Regions from separate parts of the Mus musculus genome. Here all the other regions are linked to region 1. The links are chromatin loops, found by intact Hi-C in ENCODE. Cell type or tissue: left cerebral cortex. All regions are shown on one strand.

Evidence for each region. Hi-C counts contacts between places; a loop is a spot of excess contacts. Peaks named below come from ENCODE experiments on the same cell type or tissue, not always from the same donor. Only the 100,000 strongest peaks of a DNase experiment are listed, where the experiment ranks them.
Region 2: a loop joins it to region 1, with 6 times the contacts of the local background. A loop is called at or near these places in 39 of 42 quality-filtered maps.
Region 3: a loop joins it to region 1, with 3 times the contacts of the local background. A loop is called at or near these places in 28 of 42 quality-filtered maps.
Region 4: it touches region 1 in a loop (4-fold over the local background); 39 of 42 quality-filtered maps call a loop at or near these places.
Region 5: it touches region 1 in a loop (8-fold over the local background); 29 of 42 quality-filtered maps call a loop at or near these places.

Annotation. Positions count from the first base shown.
Region 1 is chr5:112,238,662-112,243,661 of GRCm38, forward strand. It overlaps Gm52821 (a long non-coding RNA gene), which reads right to left and starts at 992. Exons shown (of 3, transcript XR_003955957.1): 1 at 471-992. RefSeq lists an enhancer at 1-1,859. In left cerebral cortex, a CTCF peak has its summit at 2,279 (motif pointing right); DNase peaks (open chromatin) are centred at 478, 2,271, 3,802 and 3,954.
Region 2 is chr5:112,323,799-112,328,798 of GRCm38, forward strand. Tfip11 (tuftelin interacting protein 11) reads left to right here and starts at 2,571. Exons shown (of 14, transcript NM_018783.4): 1 at 2,571-2,675; 2 at 3,687-3,872; 3 at 4,164-4,384. The coding sequence starts at 4,173. In left cerebral cortex, a CTCF peak has its summit at 2,427; DNase peaks (open chromatin) are centred at 1,638 and 2,512; H3K4me3 peaks cover 1,492 bases; H3K27ac peaks cover 1,121 bases.
Region 3 is chr5:112,415,267-112,420,266 of GRCm38, forward strand. Sez6l (seizure related 6 homolog like) reads right to left here. Exons shown (of 17, transcript NM_001253916.1): 17 at 3,885-5,000. Among named protein-coding and RNA genes, the nearest start is that of Asphd2, 23 kb to the left of the region's middle. In left cerebral cortex, a CTCF peak has its summit at 2,639; DNase peaks (open chromatin) are centred at 2,328, 2,934 and 4,436.
Region 4 is chr5:112,333,485-112,338,484 of GRCm38, forward strand. It overlaps Tfip11 (tuftelin interacting protein 11), which reads left to right. Exons shown (of 14, transcript NM_018783.4): 8 at 1-7; 9 at 91-197; 10 at 833-1,001; 11 at 1,376-1,619; 12 at 2,089-2,231; 13 at 2,531-2,696; 14 at 3,502-4,589. The coding sequence ends at 3,857. It overlaps Srrd (SRR1 domain containing), which reads right to left. Exons shown (of 7, transcript NM_001359388.1): 5 at 4,834-4,988; 6 at 4,518-4,563; 7 at 3,907-4,257. The coding sequence ends at 3,922. Among named protein-coding and RNA genes, the nearest start is that of Srrd, 7.1 kb to the right of the region's middle. In left cerebral cortex, a CTCF peak has its summit at 2,279 (motif pointing left); a DNase peak (open chromatin) is centred at 2,167.
Region 5 is chr5:112,424,405-112,429,404 of GRCm38, forward strand. It overlaps Sez6l (seizure related 6 homolog like), which reads right to left. Exons shown (of 17, transcript NM_001253916.1): 13 at 3,972-4,166; 14 at 2,322-2,354; 15 at 1,210-1,321; 16 at 219-321. Among named protein-coding and RNA genes, the nearest start is that of Gm6588, 23 kb to the right of the region's middle. In left cerebral cortex, CTCF peaks have their summits at 3,078 (motif pointing left) and 4,777 (motif pointing left); DNase peaks (open chromatin) are centred at 1,358, 3,091 and 4,749.

The DNA.
Region 1 (5,000 bases):
TGTCTCCCAAAGGTCTCCTGTAGAAGGCAACTCAGCCCTCAAGTACCCCTTCAAGGATGACAAATGCAGACCCTCTCTGGGGAACATCCAACATGTCTGGATTGGTAATAGTGTCTTCCTCCACATGTGGGTTGTGGGTACCTGACCTCTGCTTGCACAGAGGCAGGGCCACTGTGTTCACAATGCAGACGCCTCAGGAGGCACTAGGGCAGACTGCAGAGAAGGGACATGCACACTCAGGGCCTGCTGAGTTCCATTTCTGGATTGGCACTGCAGTTGTTATAGACACCGTCAGCTGGTATGGTACCAGGGATTGGCACCAGACCCACTTTACAGACAAGGATATTGAGACTGAACAAACAGGTCTGAGCTATGATGCAGCCCCAACATTCTTCATCCAAGACCACCACCATCCTAGTCCCACCCAGAATGCCCAGAAATCCCAGAGAAATCCTCTCAGCCAGCCGTACCCACTCTCTTGTTATCTCACTGTAGTTGTTCTGCACAGCAGGGCATTCAGTATTTATGAGATGCCCTCAGCTTTCTGTGGAGCAGCTGAGCTCTGTCTATGTGCTTGGAGGAGAGAAGCAGACCTCTGCAGTCAGTGACCCAGCAGGAGGGGGCTGGGCTGGGTTCAGGCTCTCATCTGGCATCTGCTGAGCCTGTGAGGACAAGTGGGGCTGGGAACATATGGGTGAGTCTGGAGACCTTTGTTCTCTGGCTTACCCAAGTACCCAAGGCACTTGCAGAGAGCCCAGAAGGGGGCTGGGTGGGCAAAAGAATGTTTGAAATGCTCAGTGGTCCAGGCACAGGGGAGGCCAGCCAGTCTCGCAGGGTGTGGGTGTGCAGGGTATGGGTGTACAGGGTGTGGGTGGGAGGGTATAGGTGTGCAGAATGTTGGTATACAAGGTGTGGGTGTGTACAACATGTGCACACAGAATGGGTGTGCAGAGCCTGGGTGTACAGGGTGTAGGTGTGCAGGGTGTGGGTGTGCAGGGTGTGGGTGTGCAGGGTGTGGGTGTGCAGGGTGTGGGTGTGCAGGGTGTGGGTGTGCAGGATGTGGGTGTGCAGGATGTGGGTGTGCAGGGTGTGGGTGTGCAGGGTGTGGGTGTGCAGGGTGTGGGTGTGCAGGGTGTGGCTGTGCAGGATGTGGGTGTACAGGGTATGAGTATGCACAGCATGGGTGTACAGGATGTGGGTGTGCAGGGGGTGTGCAAGGTGAGGATGTGCATGGTTTGGGTGTGCCCCTTCTGAACCAGTGTTGGGCACTGTCCCACTTCTCGCCCAAAGAGGAGAGTTTAGAAATATGTTGTCGGACCTGGGCATGGAGCAGTAGGAGAATTCTAGTCTAACAGACACTGATCTCTGGATTTGACCTCCAGCACAGCGTGCACACACACACACACACACACACACACACACACACACGGTGCGGGTGAAGAACTGGGGAGACGGCTCAGTTGGCAAAGTGTTTGCTGCACAATCACAAGGGCTATGTTTGATCTCGAGGCATCCACAGCTTGTTCTGTGACACTGGCCCGTAATCCCAGCCCCCAGGAAACAGAGACTGGTTAACTGATCCCTGGGGCCCAGCAGCCACCAGCCTCATCTAACCATGGAGCCCGGGAGAGATCCTGTCACAAAGGAGGTTTCCCTGAGGATGCCACTATAGTGTGCCCCACCTCCCCAGACTTTCTAGGCACAGGCACCCACATGCACACCAATATTATACATGAATGTAATGAAATATTACATATATTACATAAGATAAGGTAGGAACCCCAGGGTCAGTGGCACATGTCTGTAATCCCAGCATTTTGCTGGCTGAGTCAGAGAAATCAGCTCAAGTCCAGCCTAGGCTGCACAGACAAAATAAAACAAGAAAACAAGAAGAGTAAGACTTAGAAAAGGATACATAGTCAGAGATTTAATTGTTCTAGACGCAATCACTCTGCTCTGAACAGTTCCTGGGAGTGGGCTGATCCATGTTTCTGAGCATCCTGGAAGCCAATGAGAAAACGGAACACAGTTCAGAACACAGTTTCGCACAGGTCCACAGTGAGTCAGAAAACACGCAGATGTGGAGACTGCTATGGCTGCTTTGAGAGCAGGAAGAAGCTCAGGCCCCGACCTCACCAGGAAGCGCACTCTCCTTGGCACTAACTCTTCCTTGCCGATTGGCCCACCCCACTCTGCTCCAGCACCCACCCCGCACCCGAGAGCTGCAATCTTCAGCAGCGACTAAATGGATGTGTTTCCACAGTTCACCACGAGGGGGCAGTGCCACGCAGGTCCTGATCCACAGACCGCACAAGAGAGGACCAGGATGCTGGGGAGCTTGGGAGTTGCTAGGCCTCCATAGAGAAGCTGGAGGGTGAGGCGAGGGTGAGATGGGGGACAGTAAGTGAGGGTGGGGTGGAATGAGCCTCAGCCTGTCATTTAGAGAATCACTTGAGCTCAGGGCCAGCCTAGGCTAAACTCAGTCCCTCTTCTCTCCCTCCTTTCTTCCCCCCCACCACCCCTGACCTCTCACGTCCTCCCACTTCTTCCCCAACTCCCCTGTAGGCTTGCAGGTAAAGGCACTTGCTGACAAACCTGAGGGCTTGAGTTTGAACCCTAGAGCCTACGTGGTGGAATGAGAAAAATCAATGCCCAATGTTGACCTTTGACCTCCATTTGACAGATGAGGCACATATTCACACACACTTGTAATAATAACAATGTACTTTTCAGTGTAGTGATAACTTTTTAATAGTCCTTATCTAGCTGACTCAAGGTGCCTGGCATACTCTAGATGGGGGAGAGGTCTTTGGAGAGAGTCAGGAGCCCAGAATCTGTGCAGCATCTTGGCCCTGTCTTCTGTATGGGATTGCACAGTTGGCCTCAGTGTTCCCATAGGAACTAGGAACAAGAAGGCATAGTAATGAAGGATCATGGTCACTGTGAGAGAGAGAGAGTCAAAAATGAAGGCTCAGAGCTTCGCAGCTCTAGGGCAGAAGTAGGAACATCCTCCACCAAGCAGTGTAAGCTGCAGGGCCTATGTTTGGGGTAGGTGCTGGGGAAGTAAAGTCAGGGTTGGAAAATGTCAACAGAAATTTCCTCTTTAAATGTCACAAGAAATCCAAGTCTAGCAATTGGGGGGCGGTGTATATGATGACAGCTGGTTTTGGTTGTCAACTTGACTATATCTAGAGTTAACTAAAGCCCAAAACTGTCTCTCTGGGCACACCAGTGAGGAACGTTTTGCCTCACTGGATCATTTGAACTAGGAAGATCCACTTCTAATCCAGAACTCTGGGGTAGGAAGGCACATCTCCTAATCTGGGCCACACTTCTGTCAGCAGTCTGTATAAAGGGTTTGGAAGAAGGAAGCTCTCTCTCTCTCTCTCTCTCTCTCTCTCTCCCTGCTTTCTCCCAACCTCACGAGCCTGTTCCATCACTGACAAGAGAGCCTCCTTCTTTATGATTCTGGTGTATACTGAAGACCAGCTAAGACATGCAGCTTCACAAACTGAACAACTGCTGGATACTGGGACCTTCCATACATAGGCAGCTATTGTTAGATAGACAGACAGACAGACAGAGAGGGGTTCAGTAAATTTTGTTACCCCAGAGAACCCTGACTAACACACTGTGCAAGGATGCGGCGTCTCCCTCAAGGGGCACAGAACTCTGCTGCTGTTCTGTTCCTCGATGTGCTTGCCTGATGCTGCCTTTTTGTTGGCAATGGCAAGGAAGACTTGGAGCAGAGCCAAGGGTGGGCAGGAAAGGGAGGCACCTCCCACCTGTGGTTTCCCGTCCATTAATCTAGTAATTACAGCCCCGGAAGGAGGGTGGGCAGATTCCCCACCCACAGGGCAAGAAGCAGCAATGCATGACTCCTTCTTGGGGAAGAGAGGCGACAACAGTGCAGGGGGTGGAAAGGAAGGCAGCTTCCCCCTCCCCCTCCTGTTTCTACTGTGAAGCAGTTTCCTCTGAGGTTAGAACTTTCTATCTCTGATGGCGGCTCTCTAAGACTCAGGGTGTTTACGGGAGATTAAAGTAGCAGATGAGCTAAGGGGATGAGACTGCATTCCTTCAGAGGAGCTCCTTAGCTTCAGGAAGTCCCTGAAACTGAGCAGATTCACTAGGCCCCTCCCTAGTGGTAAAGCGAATCACTCTCAGAGGAGCCCAGCTACCTGAAAGAGGCTCATATCAACTGAGACTCCAGGAAAGGTCACTCTCCAACCTGTTGAGCTGTCTGCAGACTGGGCAGCATGCTCCAGGCTCCCAGCTTTGTGAGCTGTCACCTGTGCTAGGGTGGGCTTTGGTGGCACAGCTGTCTTAAGAGTCACTTATGCTCCTGTAAGTAACCCCAGTAAAACTACCTCACGGCTCACCAAGTTTGACTTTAACGGTAACTGAACTTTGACCTGTCACTGAATCCCTATCTGGGGTGTGTGAGCTTTGTTCACTGTTCCTGGGAACAGCGTCAAACATCTTCTCTCTCACATTCAAGCTGTGGTGGTTCCTTCCCTGCCCTCAGGTGCCATTGAAGCCTAGTCTGTATTCTCTACTCCTGGACATTGGCACACATCAACAGTGGGAGGAGCCACACGGAGGAGACCAGCGGGCATTGGCTCACAGCAGCAGTGGGAGGAGCTACACGGAGGAGGCTGGTAGAGGAGGGGAGCACAAAGGCACAGTTGCTTGTCTTGTATTTCCTTTCCCACATATGCATCCTTGGACCTCAACACTGTGCCTTTAGGCAGAAGGGAACCCAAGGGTTGGAGGGGTAGGATGGCTGCTGGAGGTCACCCCATCTAATGAGTACCACCATAGGATCGAGACCCAGGTGTGACTCCCTTCCTGAGTAACCATTAGGACGCTTCGAAGAGCAGAGAAACAGATGTGGTTTTTTGGTTTTTTTTTTTTTTTTTTTTTTTTTTTTTTTTTGCTGTGTGGCCTTGGGCCAGACATTGACCCTCCCTGGCCCAGAAGCCCCTAGTTTGAGGGTGTCC
Region 2 (5,000 bases), 85 kb after region 1:
AGCATTCAATAAGCAGCATTCCTCTATGGTTCCTGCCTGAAGTTCCTGTCCAGATTTCTCTCAACCACAGACAGACTCATTAGAGATGCCTCTAGGGCCATGGTTCTCAACCTTCCTAAGGCTGCGACCCTTTAATACAGTTCCTCATGTTGTGGTGACACCCAACCATAAAATTGTTTTTATTGCTACTTCCTCACTGCAATTTTGCTACTGCTACAAATCGTAATGTAAACATTTTTGGAGATAAGAGGCTTGCCAAAGGGATCATGACATGAGCTGAGAACCACTGCTCTAAGTGGGGCCCATGCTTTTGTCTCCTCCCTTAAGGGTTAGCCTAGTGGGGGCAAATCAAGGAACTGCTTAAAGGTGCTCACCTTAAACTAATGTACATTCCCAGAACATCCAGAGTTCTGACGCAGAAGGGTATAACTATTCCTTTTTGTTGTTGTTCTCCTCCTCCTCTTCCTCCTCCTCTCCTCCTTCTCCCTCTCCCTCTCTCTCAACAAGGTCTCATTACTTACCCCTGGATGTCCTGGAAATCTGGGCCAGGTTTCACTGAGATCCAACCACCTCTGCCTCCCCCAGTGCTGAGATTAAAGGTGTGTGTCACCTGCTTTCTTTTCCTTTCTAGTCTTTTCCACTTGGATTCTGGTCACAGCCTAAGTGTGAGAAGTTTTTGTTTGTTTGTTTGTTTGTTTGTTTTGTTTTGATCAAAGATGGCTAGCTTGCCCAAGGTCCAGTATTCCATAGTCCGTGCTCCCAGCCCCATCTTGGGACACTCTTGTAGTTTATGTCAAACCCCAAATACCAGGCATTTTTTGATACTTGCTGGTCATAAGCTTCCTCTTGGTGTGGTTTATGATGTGCCAATCCCATCAGAATGACGCTGAGCTCCTACCAACGGGATGAGTCACCTGATAGCACGATAGCACGTGTGTCAGAATGGAATGGAACGGAACGGAAGTACCCTTGCAGCTTGCGTGTGCTTGTCTGCCAACTTGGGGTCACTGCCTTCCTGGTTTACTTTCACTTGGTTCACACGCAGGGATATTCTTTCCCAACACAAGTATGCTTTCAACTTTCCTGTACTGGGATCCCTTGCTCATGCGCTGAAGGCCCCCTGCCTGCTCGTGGCCGACCTCCACACTGGCTCTCCCACACCACCATGCCTCTTCCCTTCTTCGTTCTCCTCCCGGCAGCTATGAGTTACAACTTGCCTGCCGTTCCCGCCCCCACCCCCAACCCTGGCCCCACTGCCCGCCCTCAGCTCTCTGTATCAGTTCTTAGATGCTTTCATTCACGTGACCATAAAACCCCAAGAAGGGACCCTGATCCCACAGTATCACATTGGCTCTGACGGACTCCCCAAGAGCCTCACTAACAAATCCTCCTGCATGTTTTTTGGTTAGGTTTTATTGCTGTATTGTAAAGACCATACCCAAGAGCAATTTGGGAAGGAAACTGATTTATTTGCTTTACAGATTACAGTCCAAAGACATTTTTAAAAAGAACTGAAGTAGAAGCCACGGAGGGAACGCTGCTTATTGGCTTGCTCCCTGTGCTTACAGCACCCAGGACCACAGGGGGAGGCCCCACCCACAATGGGCTGGGCCGTCCCACATCAATCATGAATCAAGCAAACGACACCAGTCTTGCCTACAGGCCATCCGATGGAAGCACCGAGTCCTTTTCCTAGATATCTCTAGTGTGTATCAAGCTGACAGGGGAAAACAAAAATAAGTCCAGCCAACAACAAAACCCACCAGGACCCAGCCTTTTAGGGTATTAGAGAAAACAAATTAGTTTCAGAACCAGAGATGGCACCAGACTATGTATAGATTTGTAAGATGTGTAAAAAGATGACATATGCTCTTTGTGGGTCGCGTTGGCACACGCCTTTAAGGCCAGCACTCAGGAGGCAGAGGCAGGCAGATCTCCCGAGTTCGAGGCTAACCTGGTCTACACAATGAGTTCCAGGACAGTCAGGGCTACACAGAGAAACCCTGTCTTTCTTTCTTTCTTTTTTTTGGGGGTGGGGGGTTTCGAGACAGGGTTTCTCTGTGTAGCCCTGGTTGTCCTGGAACTCACTTTGTATGTAGACCAGGCTGGCCTCGAACTCAGAAATCCACCTGTCTCTGCCTCCTAAGTGCTGGGATTAAAGGCGTGCGCCACCACGGCAGGATGAGAAACCCTGTCTTGAAAATTCACAAAACCAAAACCAAATCAAACCAACAAGAAACCCCAACTCCGTTCTTTCCCAGCGACAGAGAAATAACTAGAGCAAAGAGGAGAACAATAAAACTGCTTCCTGGAGAGAACTCGACATGGGGTCGCGAGGACATTTTAATCTCTCAGTGTCCTCGTGACGCTGGTAACGCCAAGTAAGACTCCAGTGCCTGGCGACGGCTCGCCCTGGAACGAGACGGCCACTCAGCCTCAGTTCCGATGGGAACCAGAAGCAGCGCGAGGCGGGATCACCGGCCCTTCCGGGTTGCAGACACGCCCCCTCCGGCGTGAAGTCGCTGCCGGGGCAACAGCGCGCCACTTCCGCCTCTGAGCGATGACGTATTTCCGATGCGCCGGTAAAGGCCACATCCGGGTTTGGGCTGGCGGGACCCTCGCAGATTCGGGGACGCTGGGCGAAGGCTGTGTGGCTCTCGCGGATGCTGAGCGAGGTGAGCAGGCGGCGGGGTGGCGTCCCGGGAGCGCGGGCTGAGGCTCCGAGGCTCCGTGACGACGGCTTTACGGTTTCCCTGCGCTCCGGGCCCGCTGCTGACATTGAGCTGAGCGTCTCCTGTCCCCTGTGCTGGGGAGGTGGCGGTGCTGTAATTGAGTGGGCCTAGGGCTTCCTGCTCCTTTGAGGAAACTCAACATGTGCTGGTTGCTGGGGTCGGAACCTGTTGAGTTTCGCCGGTGCATAGTGAGGAGGAGGAGGAGGAGGAGCAGCGGGGGGGGGGGGGAGCTGTTAGTCACCGCGGAGCCGTTTTCACGCTGTCAGTCACTGGTGTCACATAGTGAGGATGTTACTGTGCAATGCACACAGTGTCGGGTCGGGACCTTTGAATGTGATAACCACACTCACAGGTGTTCATAGAGGCGCGATTTAGACTCAGGCTGGGGTGTTAAGTGTTAATGATTTTCACAATCATTTTGAAGGATTCACTTCGCAGTCCTGACTTGTAATGAGTGTGAACCTGAAACCCGATCATGGAGTGGAAGAAGATGCTTTTTTTTTTTTTTCCTTTTTCCTCCCTTTCCCCCCGTTTCTGTTTTTTGTTTGTTTGTTTGTTTTGTTTTTTGTTTTTGTTTTCAAGACAGAATTTCTCTTTAGCAGCCAGCCCTGGCTGCCCTGGAATTTGCTTTGTAGACCAGGCTGGCTTTGAACTCAGACCCCCCTGGTCTCTGCCTCCCTACTGCTAGAGTCAAAGATGTAAGGGTGCTGTTTCTTGAGCACCTACTGGGAGCGGAGCTTTCGTTGTTGTTTTGTCGGTTTTGAGACCAGGCTGGCTTTGAACTTAGAGAGATGGATCTGCCTCTCTGCCTCCAAAGTGTTGGAGCTTTTGTTTTTCGAAAGTATCATCTTAATCAGTCCTTACAAGCTTCTCCTGGAACTGAATGAATGCAGTTATGAGAGAGAGAGATGAATAGCTACCTGGGTAGAACACTGTTTTTTCCCTACCCTCTAGGAGTGACTGCAAAGTGGCATTCAGAAAGACTGCAACCTTCCAGTACCGTAGAAGCCGTTCAGGGAAGGAAACCTTCAGTCCCGTGGAAATAGTATTTCAGAAAATGCTCTGAAGTTTCCCTGGAACTGCAAATTGGCTAGATACAACTTTTCCTGGAGAAGTAAAAAGACCAACCTGGTTTCTGAGGTAATAACATTTAGAGCTGTTGCTTCCTTTCTGTGGCATATGTGCCTGTCATTCTGTGGCCCCGCCCCACGCGTGCATGGTGATTGACTCTGACAAGGCATTGTGCGTTAGGCCCCCTTCGGATGGCTGGGTCTGACTTGTCTCACTTGTCACGGAGCTGGTCATTTTGCCCTTTGTTTAATGGCTGCTTTACTGAGTTGGATCATGAGGCTCATTAATAGCTTTTTGACACTGGCGGATCTTCTGCTAGCCCCAGGTTCTCACAGTGCTGTTCTTGTCACCGTCCTCTAGTGACTGGCCATGTCTCTGTCCCACTTGTACCGGGATGGCGAAGGCCACCTTGATGATGACGATGACGATGAGAGGGAGAACTTTGAGATCACCGACTGGGATCTCCAGAATGAGTTCAACCCCAACCGGCAGCGCCATTGGCAGACCAAAGAGGAGGCCACCTACGGGGTGTGGGCGGAGCGAGACTCGGACGAGGAGAGGCCCAGCTTTGGAGGCAAAAGGTACTGTGTGCTGGGCTGCATGCCCTGGGTCTGGAGGATCGGGAAGGCATCCCAGAAGAGTTTTCTGCCCTTGTAGAGTCCGGGTGCTACAGCATCTTGCTATGTGTTGTTGAGCTGGGGTGGCGAGCTCCCCCTCAGCAGTTACTGTGTGATGGGATCAGGGCTACTTATGGATAGGGAAGTGCTGACCCACCACAGGCATGGCAGCTGTGGGGCCATGCTGTGTCAGGGAGCACTCACAGGGCACTAGAGAACAGGGAGTTTAGAGAGGGTGCTCTGGAGAAAACGCTGTTGGACCAAACGGAGGTAGAAAAGTGAGTAGGTCCACAGGGGAGAGTGGTAGTACAGCCTGGGGTCCACATTAAGATGCTGTCTCAAGTCTCCCCACCTAACTACACTCAGAATGTTTTGATTAATTTTACTTAGGATTTTTATCTGTTTGAGTTGTTCTGACTTTTATCCTTGAAATAGTATCTAAAACAAACACTGTGTGTGTGTGTGTGTGTGTGTGTGTGTGTGTGTGTGTGTTTACAGGCATGCTAGATAAGTGCTGTACCACTCTAAAGCAAAGCAGACACTAAGCTAACACAGTCTTTTCAGTTGTAAAAGGGGGCCC
Region 3 (5,000 bases), 180 kb after region 1:
GGGACTACGTGACTAGGGCAGAAGCAGACAGAGGATTTGAAAGGGGTTTCCCTGTAGTGGGCCTGGCGCTTTGCTTCCCACTCATCCCCCTTGCAAAATCTCAGTAGAAGTCAGATTTTCCCATGGACTGAGTATAGTCACTCCCTCTAGACTGAGCTACACCCCTCCCCTTTTTTTGAGACAGGTCTAGAAGTTAAGTGCTTTAAACATCTTTGTAGTACTAGAAGTGAGTCTCTGAGTAAAACATTTCAGGAGCCAGGAGATCATGGTAATCATGCAAATCTTTATCTATCATCTGTATCTGTGCCTGTAGCTGTATCTTTATTTCTGTCTTTGTCTGTCTCTCTCTGTCTTTCTGTGTCTCTGTCTCTCTCTGCTGTCCTCTCTCTCTCCCTCTCTCTCTCCCTCCCTCTCTCTCTCTATATATATATGTGTGTGTGTGTGTGTGTGTGTGTGTGTGTGTATTTTTTTTTCATTCATTCATTCTATAATCTGGGCATGCTTCATGAGCAAGGGAGAGATAGCAATGACCTTGGTTTCTCTTTCTCTGCCAAGAGTGAAAGGCAGCCTGCATTTCTCCAGACAGAATTCTGCTCATTGGATAGAGCCCATTTCATCAGATGTCATTATCCAGAGAAAACAGCCAGCTCCCTGCAGGAAAAGTGTAGAGATGAATGATGTATAAGTAAGGGTTTTCTAGGGGAACAGAACTGTTGGAATACACACATGCGTACATACACATACACACTTGCACACACACCTTCATATATGCACACATACATGCATACATGCACACACACACACTCACACACATACACCCATGCACACACACTCACACACATACACACATGCACACACACGTGAACACACACACTCACACATCCTCAAAAACTTGCACACACATACATACAGGCACAAACATGCATACACACACACACACACACACACACACACACACTTGCACATACTCATGCACATGCTTTTCCTCAGATGATCTAGATTTAGGGTGGGTCTTTCCACTTCAAATCATCCAATCATTGAAACCCCTCCCCCGTGTGCCCTCCCAGGTGTAGCCTCCCAGGTGTGCTCTCCCAGGTGTTCCACACAGGTGTGCTCTCCCAGGTGTGCCATCACAGGTGTGCCCTCCCAGGTGCTTGGATTGTTGTTAATTCTAGGTCACATGTGACCTATTTTCAAGTATGGAGTGGTGGGGAGGAGCATTCCCCCCCTCTCTCTTGCTCGCTCTTGAGCCCATGCTGCCTTTTTTTTTTCACCTCCCACATTCAGAGGTTCGTTTTCTCCCCTCTTCTGGGTCACACATAGCCCAGGCTGGCTTCAGCAATCACACATTCACATCAAGTACAACCATTACCCTCTGTGCTCTATGGCTACAATTCTGCACAAGGAGGCCTGTGAGAGGTGGTCCCATGGCAGGTTATCCTTGAGTATCCAGAGCGGCAGGACAATGAGCCTGGGCTGAACCTTAGCCTGGCCACTCCCTTCCTGCTGGGCCATCCTCTCCTTAGGCTCGCCTGCAGAATCCTCTGCACACCAAAGCTCCTCTGGCCTCAGCTGGTGGGAGAGCCTGCAGTTGATAGCACAGGCTGCTGTTGCTAAGCTACACCCATGGCTTGGCCTGGCCTCACATGCATGACAGCTCTCGACAAGCCATGAAATGAGATTTGCTGACATGCCTGCTTGCACTTGTCTGTGTAGGGACAGTCTGTGACTCCTGGTTTGAATGTTTAAATGGTGAGGCTACGTAGGTTCTCCGTTCTCCTTCCCACTGGGACCTTTGGCTCTGGGGCAAAATGTTTCTTCCTTCCCAGGCTTATAGATCTCTTTGCAGGGATGCTACAGTGGCTTAGTTTGAGCCCCATGTGCAGAGGCTCACCTGTCACTCCAGCACTTAGGATACTGAGGCAGGAGGATTGCTGTGAGTTTTATACTTGTGTGGGCTACTCAAAAGATACTTAGCACTTTGAGGCAGAAACAAGAGGACCCCTCGGGCTTGGTGAACTCCAGACCAGTGAGAGACCTGTCTCAAAAGAGTGAACTGATGCTCTGAGGATATTTGGTGTTACCTTCTATGGTGGTTTGAATGGGTTTGGGCCCCGTAGTCTCATGTGTTTGAATGCTTGCCTCAGGGAGTGACACTCTTAGGAGGTGTGGCCTTGTTAGAGTAGCTGTGGCCTTGTTGGAGGAAGTGTGTCACTGTAGGGGTGGGCTTTGAGGTCTCCTATGCTCAAGCTCCACCCAGTGTGGAATTGGAGCTTCCTTCCCAGCTGCCTTCAGATCAAGAAGTAGAACTCTCACCTCCTCCAACGCCATGTCTGCCTGGATGTTGCCATGCCTCCCACCACGATGATAATGGACTGAACCTCTGAACCTGTAAGCCAGCCCCAGTTAAATTTTTTACGTAGAGGAGTTGTCTTGGTCATTGGTATCTCTCGACAGCAGTAAAACCCTAACTAAGGAACCTCTGGCCTCAAGGTGTTCACAGAAACATGCATACAGATACATGTTTCAGAGAAATGTGAGAGACTTTGGATGAAAATTTATAGGGGAAAAAAACCTGAAAGGCTGGTAGAAATTTTGAAAATGGCATTTCTACACTCTCGTGCTCAGGATCCCCTAGGGCAGCCCTCTAGCTGCAGAATCTGCATGCTACCGCCTCCATTGGATCTTTTGCTGTTTGGGTGGAGGAATGCAGTGTCTTCTGAGACCCAGGCTTCCTCTCCTGCCCATTGAATTCTTATTTCTGTCATCCTGATGTTGCTTCCACGTGGGGACTGCGGTTCTCCAAGGTAATCTGACTGGGATTAAGGTAGAGAGGAAGGGAGTTGGGACTGAAGTAGTCTCCAGTGTGCCTTCCCTTCAGGAGATCTGCTACTCTCCAGACTGCTGTCTGCCCCACCACTCCAAGCTAAAGCTAGAGACTGCTGACCAGCAGGTGTTCGGGAAGCAAGCCCAGTGTGAGGCAGATTGGGAAAATGTAACAATATTGTTGTGAACGAAATCAAGCACCATGAGCAGCCTGGGGCTGTGCTACTATGGCTCATGGCTGAGACTCTGTCTCAACAAAGAAACAACAAAGACACACAAATTGCTGATGTAGCTACAAATACATTTCTCTATTCATGTTTACTGAGAGGGTCTATTAGATTAAGATATATAAATTGAAAACTTTGGAATTGAAATCTTTGGAGGCTATTTTTCTTTTTGCGACACAGTCTTACCGTGTAGCCCAAGACAGACTTGAATTATAGTCCTGCCTCTGTCTCCTGATTACAGGAGCATGTCCCTTCCTGCCTCTTCCTCCCCCTTCCCTCCTCTTTCTTCTTAGTCCTCCTCCTCCTCCTCCTTCTTCTTCCTCCTCCTTAGAAATGATGGCATCTTCTTTTGAAAAACACAGTTGAAAATTATATAGAACTCAAATGCGTTATTACCAGAAGGAAAAAACCCTGTAGCCTGTTTTTTGGTCTATTTAATAATAATAATAATAGTAATAATAATAATAATAATAAAGCTTTAAGATTATATTTACCTTCTTTGTGTGCTTGTTTATGTCTATGCACATAACATGTACCAGGAGGTCAGAGGATAGTAGCTACAGCCAACTTTCTCCTACCTTCTGGGTCCTAGGATCATACTCAGGTCATCAGGTCTGGAGCCTCCCACTGACCCCGCTAGCTAACTTTGCTCACTCCTTTTGTAGCAGTTCCCCAGACAGGTCTTGTTCTAAAGGTGACCAGGGCCACTGCAGAGAGGTCTTGCATCTCCATCTGAAGTATCAGCACTTGCTACCTCATCCCGATCTCCAGAAACCAGAAACAGTCCCTGGTGTCATCGCGGAGCTTTGGAACAAAACCCACATCCAGGCAACATCTTTTACAACTGTTTTATTAGCAGCAATATATACAAAGTGGAAAATGATTTCATTTCATTTTTTTCTAGCTTAGAAAGTTTGCCTTTTTTAAATTCCATTTGATGATAAATGAAAGAGCAAGCGTCCCAGAAGACGCCCGTTTTTTTGTGGGTGCCGAGTGCCGCACAAGACTGGGCCTGGAGTGCCATCTCACCAGGCCTCATCGAAGACACAGGAAGGTCACCACCAAAGGAAGAGGTCTTTTTGCCTACGGTTCCTGAAGCTACCCATTGGTTCGTCGGAGTCCCCAGGGTGCCCATTCAGGCTAAACCCTTTCTCCTTCTCCAGGGCTGTGTGTGGACTTCCAGAGTTGTCCCCTGAGGTTTGTAAGTTCTCCAAAGAGCTGGCTTCAAAGGCTCAGGCTGTGATCACTTGGAAAGATGGTCCCCCAGGCAGAGGTCAGAATATTTATGTTGGCAAAATGAGTCTACCAAAAGGCAAGCTAAGGGGGGTGGGGGGGGAGGGAAGATGAGCTCTGAGCAGAAGGGGGAGGAGCTGTGCGTGTTGACCGTGCTGCCTGCGCCAATCAGTGTGAAGGATGCGCACGTTCCGAAACACGTGTTCCCACTGACGTCAGAGCAGGGAGCTGCTTGTGGGAGGGCTCACGAGTGTATCCCGTTCGAAAAATATTTAATCCTGATGGGTTCAAATTTCCATCTTGTAAAAACAGACAGGTATGGACCATCATGAAATGCCTTGGGACTGGCATCTGATAATTCGGCACTGGTAACATCATCATTATTATTTTTAATCAAACCTTTACATGTTACAGATACACAGGTATTAAAAAAAAAAAAGACACCACGTCCTTTCAGTCATTGCACATTGTGAGCTCGCACGATCCACCTCTAGGCTAGAACAACATTTTAAAACACAGCCACACCAATTGTACTACTAAGTCAGAACTGAGATATTGGTCTCCCGTTAAAAAAAAAAATCAACATTTTTACACTACCTCCCCCCTCCCCCAATAGTCAAGAGATGACCTGGGCATGACCTGGTCAGCTTTAGGGAGCAGGGTTAGAAGGGACACACAGTCAGCCTTTATAGAAGGCAAGTGCTTAGTTTCCAC
Region 4 (5,000 bases), 95 kb after region 1:
CCTCGAGGTGAGCTAGGGTGCAGCCTGCTTTTGGGCTGGGGCATGGCTACTGAGGTGGGCAGGCTGATTGATGATGCTGGTGTTCTGCAGGACGGCAGCTATGGCACCCAGATCATCTCCAAGTGGAAGAGCCTCCTGGAGAACGACCAGCTGCTGTCTCACAGCAGCCAGGACCTGTCCTCCGATGCCTTCCACAGGTGCCAGGCCCTACCCCACTGTATTCCCTCATCCCCTCAGCCCCCAAGGAGCAGGAGTTGTGCTAAAGGCTGGGGGGTAAGCCATTCTGGCCCTGTTGACTCAGCTCCACCCCGGATCTGCTCTGGGTGTGGAGATGTGCTCACCCGTGTGTGCACGAGTGTCCTGAGCATCCAGGAACTGGGCTCACCCATGTGTGCACGAGTGTCCCGAGCATCCAGGAACTGGGCTCACCCATGTGTGCACGAGTGTCCCGAGTGTCCAGGAGCTGGGCTGACCCTGACCATGAGCAGCTTTCACCCAGTCTGGAAAAGGCAGTGCCAAGAACTAGTGAGAACTAAGAATGACCCAGATGTAGAGAGGACATTCCAGCTGTGACCTCGGGTGTGAGAACTGTGAACTGAGGCTCCTGGTGGGAGAGCAGCTGCTGCCCTGTGCTGTCACTGTCAGCACGTGGGCCTGTAGCAGTCCTGCCAGTGCTGGGTCCACTGAGGTGCCCAAGGCCGAGAGCCAAGACATCATGGCAGCCTCTGTGGGCACTGGCCTGAGGTTTCCTGTGGGGGTGTGTGGGCTGGCACACTTTGAGCACCGTGAAGGCAGCAGTGTGGCTGACCAGAGGCTGCCATGCCTCTAACAGGCTCATGTGGGAGGTCTGGATGCCTTTCGTTCGGAATGTCGTCGCCCAGTGGCAGCCACGGAACTGTGAGCCGATGGTGGATTTCCTGGACAGCTGGGCACACATCATCCCCGTGTGGATCCTGGACAATATCCTGGACCAGCTCATCTTCCCTAAGCTGCAGAAGGAGGTATGGCATTGCTTTGACAGTGTCTCTTATCTGTGCACAAGAGCCCAGAGGTTGAAGGACTGCCAGCATGGCTGGGTGGCCTGCAGTAGTAGTTCTAGCCTTCTCCATAGTACCCCCTTCCTACCTCTCTCGGGTGGGCATGGCCTTTCTCAAGGCCTTTATTGAACCTTGAGCTGTGCTGAGGCTTGAGTTGGTGGCATGAGTGTTTAATTTCCTTCTGTGGAGGGACCTAGAGTACAGAATACCTATTTACCTCCTCAGTGGGGTTCCCCCTCCACACACACACACTGAGGACTGTGACCCTTGGTCAGGATACAAAGGCCTCTCCCTAAGGACAGCACTGCTGTATCATGGTCATCCCACTCATCCTGCAGGTGGACAACTGGAACCCCCTGACAGACACCGTTCCCATCCACTCGTGGATCCACCCGTGGCTGCCGCTCATGCAGGCCCGCCTGGAGCCACTCTACTCCCCTGTGCGCAGCAAGTTGTCCAGCGCACTGCAGAAATGGCACCCCAGCGACGCCTCAGCCAAGCTCATCCTGCAGCCCTGGAAAGAGGTCCTCACCCCTGGGTCCTGGGAGGCCTTCATGCTCAGGAACATCGTGCCCAAGCTGGGTAAGGACATGGGGACTTGCGGGCCGAGTGCAGCCTCAGTGTCCACTATGAGGTATACTCCTTAGGGCAGAGGTGGACGGGACTGGAAGCAGGCCCTTCCTGCTGTTCCTTCATAGCTTGACCAGGGTCTGCAGTCATGACTCTGGACTCTCTGTGCTTTGTCTGACAGGGCTGGTTTGAATGTCAGAACCAGAAAGCCTCTGGCCCCCTATTTTTTAAGGAATTATTTAATGTATGTGAGAACACTGTTGCTGTCTTCAGACACACCAGAAGAGGGCATCAGATCCCACTGCAGATGGTTGTGAGCCACCGTGTGGTTGCTGGGAATTGAACTCAGGACCTCTGGAAGAGCAGTCAGTGCTGTTAACCACTGAGCCATCTGTCCAGCCCTGGCCTCTTAAGTGCTTGTGACTCATGGGATTCACTGTGGGTGGAGACTGAAGAGTGTGCCTTGCTGTCTCTCTTGCAGGCATGTGCCTGGGAGAGCTTGTCATCAACCCCCACCAGCAGCACATGGACGCCTTCTACTGGGTGATGGACTGGGAGGGGATGATCTCCGTCTCCAGCCTGGTGGGGCTGCTGGAGAAGCATTTCTTCCCCAAGTGGCTCCAGGTGAGCAGTGTGGTCCAGGAGGGTCCCCAGTGCCCTCTGCTGTCCAGTCACAGAATTGCCTCAGCTCAGCTCCTCAGAGAACCTGTTGGGGATGTGGAGATCAAGGCTTTAGCACATTTAGGCCACAGGCTGGCTCCAGATTCTCCTGGTAACTGCTAGAAGCCGCAGCTTCATGTGCCCTGTAGTGTGGGATGCTGGGAGGAGCAACACTGAACACAACAGTAGCCCCGGGAACTCTGCCCTCCCTGCCGTGGTCCAGTGTGTACATCATCAGCTCAGAGTCCTGTGTCCTTTGGCAGGTGCTGTGCTCCTGGCTCAGTAACAGTCCCAATTACGAGGAGATCACCAAGTGGTACCTGGGCTGGAAGTCTATGTTCTCAGACCAGGTGCTGGCCCACCCTTCTGTCAAGGACAAGTTCAACGAAGCGCTCGACATAATGAACAGGGCTGTGTCCTCCAATGTTGGTGAGTAGATATCTAAGTTAGGCTGTCATTGCTGTGACTGACACCAGGACCAAGGCAACTCTTGTAAAGGTTTGCAGGTTCAGTCCTTTATCAAGGTGGGAGCATGGCAGCATCCAAGCAGGTATGGCAAGGGAGGAGCTGAGAGTTCTGCATCTTGTTATGAAGGCAAACAGAAGACTGACTCTCAGGCAGCCCACACCCACAGTGACACACTTCTGGGCCAAGCATATTCAAACCACCACAGTAGTTTGCATTTGGGTCACCCTGTGATCCACTAATCACCATACTCTAGCTCCCCAAATGCATTTTCCATGTAAAGTTTAAATTATATGTTTATGTATGTGCCTGGTGGACAGCCATAAGAGGGTATCATGGGCCTGGAGTTAGAGAGTTATGGGCCATGTGAAGGGGGAGCTGGGAATCAAACTGGATTCTCTGAAAACATACATATTCCTAACCAATGAGCCCCATTTTCTGTTCTACAGAGGGGCCTCTGAAGCAAGGGATAGTAGAATGAATGTAGGCCATGCTAGACTACAAGGTGACCTCATAAATGGTGACTTTAGGGGGCCACATGTGTGGGCTCAGCCCTTGTCCACATCTCTTAGTAGTGAGAGAATCACTTCTGATACCTGATATTAGCTACTCAGCTCCCAGACCAGTTTTGTGGTAGTGACTCTCCCCAAGCATGCACTGATCATGTTAGTGGTACCTGGGCCCTTCAGCAGCAGGTCACACACAGCATGTCATCCTGGGGTTCTGCATACCCGGGGTCACATCTCATCTCTGTCCTCCCTTCTCTCAGGTGCCTACATGCAGCCGGGTGCGAGAGAGAACATTGCCTACCTCACCCACACAGAGCGCAGGAAGGACTTCCAGTACGAGGCCATGCAGGAGCGCCGGGAGGCTGAGAACATGGCACAGAGAGGCATCGGTGTGGCCGCCAGCTCCGTGCCCATGAACTTTAAGGACCTCATCGAGACTAAGGCAGAGGAGCACAACATTGTGTTCATGCCTGTCATCGGCAAGCGGCACGAGGGCAAGCAGCTCTACACCTTCGGCCGCATCGTCATCTACATTGACCGGGGTGTGGTGTTTGTGCAGGGCGAGAAGACGTGGGTGCCCACCTCCCTGCAGAGCCTCATCGACATGGCCAAGTAGACATCGGCCACACCAGACCGGTGTGAATAAACAGCACTGTAAACCAAGCTGATGAATAACGTCTCTATTTGGGAGACCAGGCCACCAGGGCAGGATGTGACTCAGTGTCCCCAGTCGGCCTGTATTCCTGGCCGGGCAAAGGATCTGGTGTGGTGTGCACCGTGGCTCCTGGCCCAGGTGGAGAGAACTGTCCTGTTACTCCAGCTGAGCGATCTGTAGCTTTCCTGATGATCTCCAGGTCCTCACAGTCCTGGTAGTCAGGCTCTTCCTGGGATGCCCACAGGTCCCCAGGCAGTCCTTCCAGCTTCAATAGTGGGAACCAGTGGACAGATGTATCATTAAAGGTGTCAGTGTACTGGGGAGTCTGCGGCAGTGGGACCTCCTCCAGGCCTTTCAGAATCTGAGCAGAGAGGACCAGATACGGGCATTAGGTACACCCCTCTCTATCTTCACCTGGCCACCCCACCGTCCTTCTGAGAAATAAGGGATGGGGGGGTTGTATTTCAGCACTTTTCAGTCCCATGCCAGTGAGACTGCTGGGCTCGCCCTAAGGATGAAGGCCACTGGCACACAGTAGGAGAGGCACCAGCTGGTTGTGCTTAGAAACATGGACAGTGTGGCTTTGCACCCTCACCCCGGCCCAGCTATTCTGTCAGACACCTTTGCAATGTAGGGGTAATTTTCCTGCAGAATCCTCGCCAACAACCTACAAATAAAAACATACATACACAATTAGGAAGTATATGGGTGTTTGCTTTCTTTTTCAACAGGTAAAAACTAGTTCAGAAAGGTTGAGGGATATGCAAGAGGGCAGCACAGGCATGCTGTGAAGCAGATCAGGAGTGTCTGCACTTAAAGCATGGCTGCCCAAACACTTCTGCCCTTGGAAGACTCCTTAGGTGCTTTAAGCTAGACCCCTAAACCATTTACACAGGTCCTCACAGGGAAGCTAGGCCTGGCATTCCTGCTGGCTCACCTTTCCTCAAGGCCTCGGAAGCTGTTCCCGATGATGAGCACCCTGGACAGGGCGTCTGCAGACCAGTTGCTCCACAGCAGGTTGTTGTATAGAGCTGTCCCACAGTGTGGCATGTAGAAGACAGTGGGCTGGCCCTGGACACTGCGCTTGCCTTCCTGTGGAACCAG
Region 5 (5,000 bases), 190 kb after region 1:
TGATCTGCATCATCTCCTGATGTCCAAAGGAGCCTGCACAGCAAGGTGCAGAAAGAGCCACACTGCTTTTAAGGAGTGGAGCTCAGCTAGACACAAGAGCTGCCCCTGGAAGCTCCAAGCTGGGTTCTAATCACTGATGGCTTGTCCGGGCACTCTGCTCATTCCGGGATTAGGGAGGGCAAGGGGAAGCCCTCCAGGAGGGCAGTAGGACCACTTACCCCAGTCTCGTAGATGGGATTGTCGAACTCAGTCTCCACGGTGATCTGACTGTAGGGGTGGGAGTACATGAGGGGTAGGCGGAGGCTGGAGTATTGTCGGCACCTGCAGGAAAAACAACAGTGATGGAGCTGCACCCCTACCCTGATGCCCCAGGGCTCTGTGAAGGGCATGGGGTGGGTAGACACAGCCCTGAGCTGGTGGGGTCCCACTGAGGGACCTGCAAGTGCTCTTCACCCATGATCCCATAGGGCTGCAGCAAGCTAGCCTTGCCCTCCTTCTCTCTCTCCCTCTCCCCTCCCCCCTCTCTTTGACTTGTGAAGTACTTTATGTGTCTTTCTAACACCGGCCAGTGTCTCCCTGGATGGCACCCCACCACACGCTGTGCTGTGAAAGGCAGGGGTGAGGTCTACAAGGGCCACCCACACACCATTCTGCCAGCCTCCCACATCACTCACTACCACTTTAAAGCCCGCTCAGAAGTGTTACTCAGCGTGGTCTCTTCTACCCACTCCACCGGAGCATGCAACCTCTGCTCCAGGGTTCTTCTGTTTATCGACTATCGGTCCTTGATTTCCTCCTGTGCTTCGGAGATCAGCTACTTTTCCTCACTGGAGTCTGCTTTGCTCACTGCGATGTTCCCAGAGCCCAGAGGCTTCTGGCACATGGCGGTGGCTCTGAAATCGTGAGGAAGATGTGTGTGTGTGTGTGTGTGTGTGTGTGTGTGTGTGTGTGTGTGTGTGACTGTTCTAGACGTGGCTTTTTGTCCTTTGAAGGCAACTTCTGTGACCTTCAGCACCTGGGATCAAGCCCTGGGACACCCCTTACATTTGCTAAGTGAACAGAGGGATGACTGTCCCCAAAAAGTCACCAAGACGCCTTCTGATTCTGACCACAGCCTCTCACGAGGCACACGAGGCCACTGTACCCAAGCGTCAGGCAGAGATGCTGAGGCCCCAGAGGTGAGGTTCACAACGGCACAACCCAGCCTACCTCGTGACGTAGATGTAGGCTCCTCCCAGTAGCAAGGAGATGAGAAGGACCGGAATGAAGATGGCCAGCGCCATGTTCCCACCTTCCAGTGAGGACTCTGCTGCCGCTTCTGCTACTGAGCACACAAGCCACTGAGCTTCTAGTCTCCCATGAGCCCCACCCCCACGGGGAACCTGGCTCTCAAGTGAGTGCCCCTCCCCAGCTGATATCCCACAGCCTTAGACACAGAAGAGCCGTGGAGGAAACAGAGCAGAAGCTGGGTTGTACCCTCGGCTGTGGTGACCCTTTGGTCGCTGAGAACCAATTCGAACCCTGTTCATGCTAAACCCATAGGAAAGCAGAAATCTGGTTAAAAATTCAATCCAGGGAGTCACTTGGACAAAGTTCTACAATCATCTTGCCTCGTTCTCTGGCCACTTCTGTGAATGGCTTGCACCAGGCTGGGGCCCATTCTAGAGCTCGCTTGTGAGATGTGCCCAGGGGTGGCTCGGGGCAGTGTGGACAGCTCTACTGCCCAGCTTCCTGCTGCCCCCAATGCATGTGGCAACTGCAGAGATCCTGGTGGATATTCTGGGGCCTGGGAGCCTTTTCCTAGCAGAGTTGGGATCCTCCTCTCTCACATTGGTTCTAGAAAGCTTGAGCTCCTCTGCAGCCCTCTCTGGCCATGTCTCACAAAGCTCAGCCATCCTCCCATCTGTAACACATTAGCCACTACCTACATGGGTGAAAATGTGGCCTGTGAGCCACAATCAGCCCCTCCTCCCATAAACTGCCTCCACTGGGAATCTTGTCATGGCAAGGAGACATGTGACTAAGATGTGAACGGAAGGAAGGAGTCTCAAAAACGAGAGAATCCTGGCTAGCTGTTGTCACCTGTCCATAGGAACAAGCCACATCCAGGAGGAGAGGCGACTGTGCCAGGGAGCAAAGCCCGAGGTTGTGAGCTGCCTCACATGGGTGCTGGAAACAAAACTGGTCCTCTGCAGAGCAGTGGACTCTCTTAACCGTCTATCTCTCTCTCCAGCCCTAGTAGCTATGTCCGGAGGCCCCGGGAAAACCTATCAACACAGCTGCCTGATGTGCTAGAACTTACAAGATAGAGGAAGACTCACCTTCCAATGCATGTTCAAAACTGTCTTGGTTAACTGAAACAGAAAACAGGAAGCAGTGTCAACTCAGAGGAAGTTCACTGTTTGCACAGACAGGGGGTCGATGGTCCCCAGGAGTGTGGGGTGAGCATGGGGCCAATGGTGTCTTGCAAGGCAGTTCCCCACAGTACCTCCTGCGATGTTGAGAGGAAGGAGATGGGCAAGCATCCGCAGTGTCATGGACTGTGATGGCACATGACACACATTCTGTATCTCGCCAAGAGCCCGTGCATTCCCACCCACTTCTTGCCAATCTCCTACACAGTGATGGTTCATTATCATTATTTTAAAGGAGAGCGAATGGGTTCAGAGAAGTGCAGTGAGACCTCAAAGGTCACACAGTGTCTAAGCTGGGAACTTGGGATTCCAACCTGCGGCACTAGTCTCTCTCGCAGCTCTTAAGGTTTTGTTTTGCGTTTTCAAGACAGCCTCTTGTGCTGGCCTGAACGTTCATCGACAGCCTCTCAATTGCTGTTCTGGTGGGTGTAAGACACCACCTCTAACTATGTAATATCTTCACGGAGTCTTTTATATATTTTTTCCAAGGATGTGTGACTCAAGACCCTGATACTGACTGTATTACATTCACCTCCCATAGTTATTGGCTGGGATCAGTAGTCTATATAAATTATTTTCATAAACTCGTATTTTTTTTTATAACCCTGAAGTTCAAGGTGCTGGGGATGATAATCTATCACCAAAGCCACCTGGTGGCCAAGCACTGAACTGCACCCACCAGGGCACTCCTGGATGCAGAGTGTAGAAGCAAGTGAAGGCTTAAGTGGAAAACTGCACTGAGAGCGGCCAGGCTGTGCAGGGCATTGCATGCATCCTCTGTCAGGCCCCAGGACTCCTGATTAGATTCTGACTAATTGAAGTCACCATTGAGCAGTGATGCCCTCTGCTGAGAAGCTAGCTGGCTTCTCGGCTTCAGAATTAGTGCCCAGATTTATAGGTTGATGTTGTTTCAGAGGGGGCCATGGCTGGGCTTCAGTGGCTCTGTAAGAGCTGGCATGCTCTCTTTGTCCCACTGAGGGATGGCCCTGATGCATTAGCAGGCGGCATGCATCCCCCAGAGGTGCAGAGTCGTGCCTTGAACTCCACAACCCTGAACCAAACAGACTTCTTCATAAAGTATCCATTCTCAGGTATTTTGTTACAGTAACAAAAAGGGATCAAGAATTGGTGAGGTGGCGCACACCTGCAATCCCAGCACTGAGGAGGTAGAAGCAGGAGGATGGGAGTTCAAGGCCAGCCTTGGTTACAAAGGAAGTTCAAGGCTACATGATACCCTGTCTCAAGAAACAAATATATGAACAAATGAAGAAACCAGACTGGCTAGGCGTAGTGGTGCACACCTTTAATCCCAGCACTCGGGAGGCAGAAGCAGGCGGATTTCTGAGTTCGAGGCCAGCCTGGTCTACAAAGTGAGTTCCAGGACAGCCAGGGCTACACAGAGAAACCCTGTCTCGAAAAAAAGAGAAAAGAAATGAAACCAGACTGGACAGGCACCCACTGGATTTGTATTCTGTGACCCCCTCCTCTCCCCAGAGCAAGCTCTCAGTTTCCCCTGGAGATAGCCCTCACCCTGGCTCCTTGGGTCTCTTTCTTTACCTTTACAGATGGGCAGGGGCCCACTCCAATGGGACGGCTGTCCCAGAATGCACCGGATGGTCACTTCGCCCATGAGCTCAAAGCCCTCGTAGCACATGAAGGTGAGGGACTCTCCGGGCAGGTACAGCCGCTTGTACAGGATCTGGTACCCGTTCTCAGGCAGTCCTGGGTTGTCACACGCCAGGGACTCCTCAGCTGAAATGAAGCCAGACATGGCTCTGAGATAGTCCCAGGCTCTGGGTGACATAGCCCCACCCGGCGGCATCCTCTCTCTAGAACCCCACCCTGTGCCCAGATGGTTCCCGCTCTGTCTCCCATCTCTGGATACAGATGACACGTGGGTACCACAGAGCGAATAGGGTTGTAGAATCTGGGCAAAATTAAATAAAATCTAGGTTCTATCATTTGTTAGCTGTGCCATCTCTAGAAAGTATTAGACCTTTTCTGGTCTTCAGTTTTTCTCCCTAGCAAATGCGAATATGGCTGCAGGACTCCACAAGGGCTTGGGTGTAAGAGACGGAGAATGTCTTCGCCCCTTGGAGGGCGCTCAGTAAGGGAGGGATGGTGGTAGCGATGGATTATCGATTAAAAAGACGGTCCACTCCTCCAGAGCTCTTCTGGTGTGTTCCGATCTAGCCTTGTCACGCACTTCTCCAGGAATCCTTCCCCGACGCCATCTGCCACGAACTGTCTAGTGTTTCCTCCCTCCCTCCAGCAGTGCCCACGCAGTAAAACCCGTTATCCGGGTCAATTGTCTGTGAAGCCAAAAAGCCAAGGGGCTGCAACCAATAGGCTCACGCTTCCCCCTGATGGCTGCGCTCGGGTACTGCAGACGCCAAGTACGGGCAGAGGCCGATTTAAAGGTGGGTGAGCCATTTGCCAGGAAGCAAACCCCTCAGACATGTACAAGATTTTAAACTGTGGCAAAATCCTCATAAAGTTTACCGACTAGCTGTGAACAGCCGACCTCTAGGACTCGGTGCCCCATGCTGGGGCCACTAGCGTTAAGGCCCATCTCCCCTCCTCCAG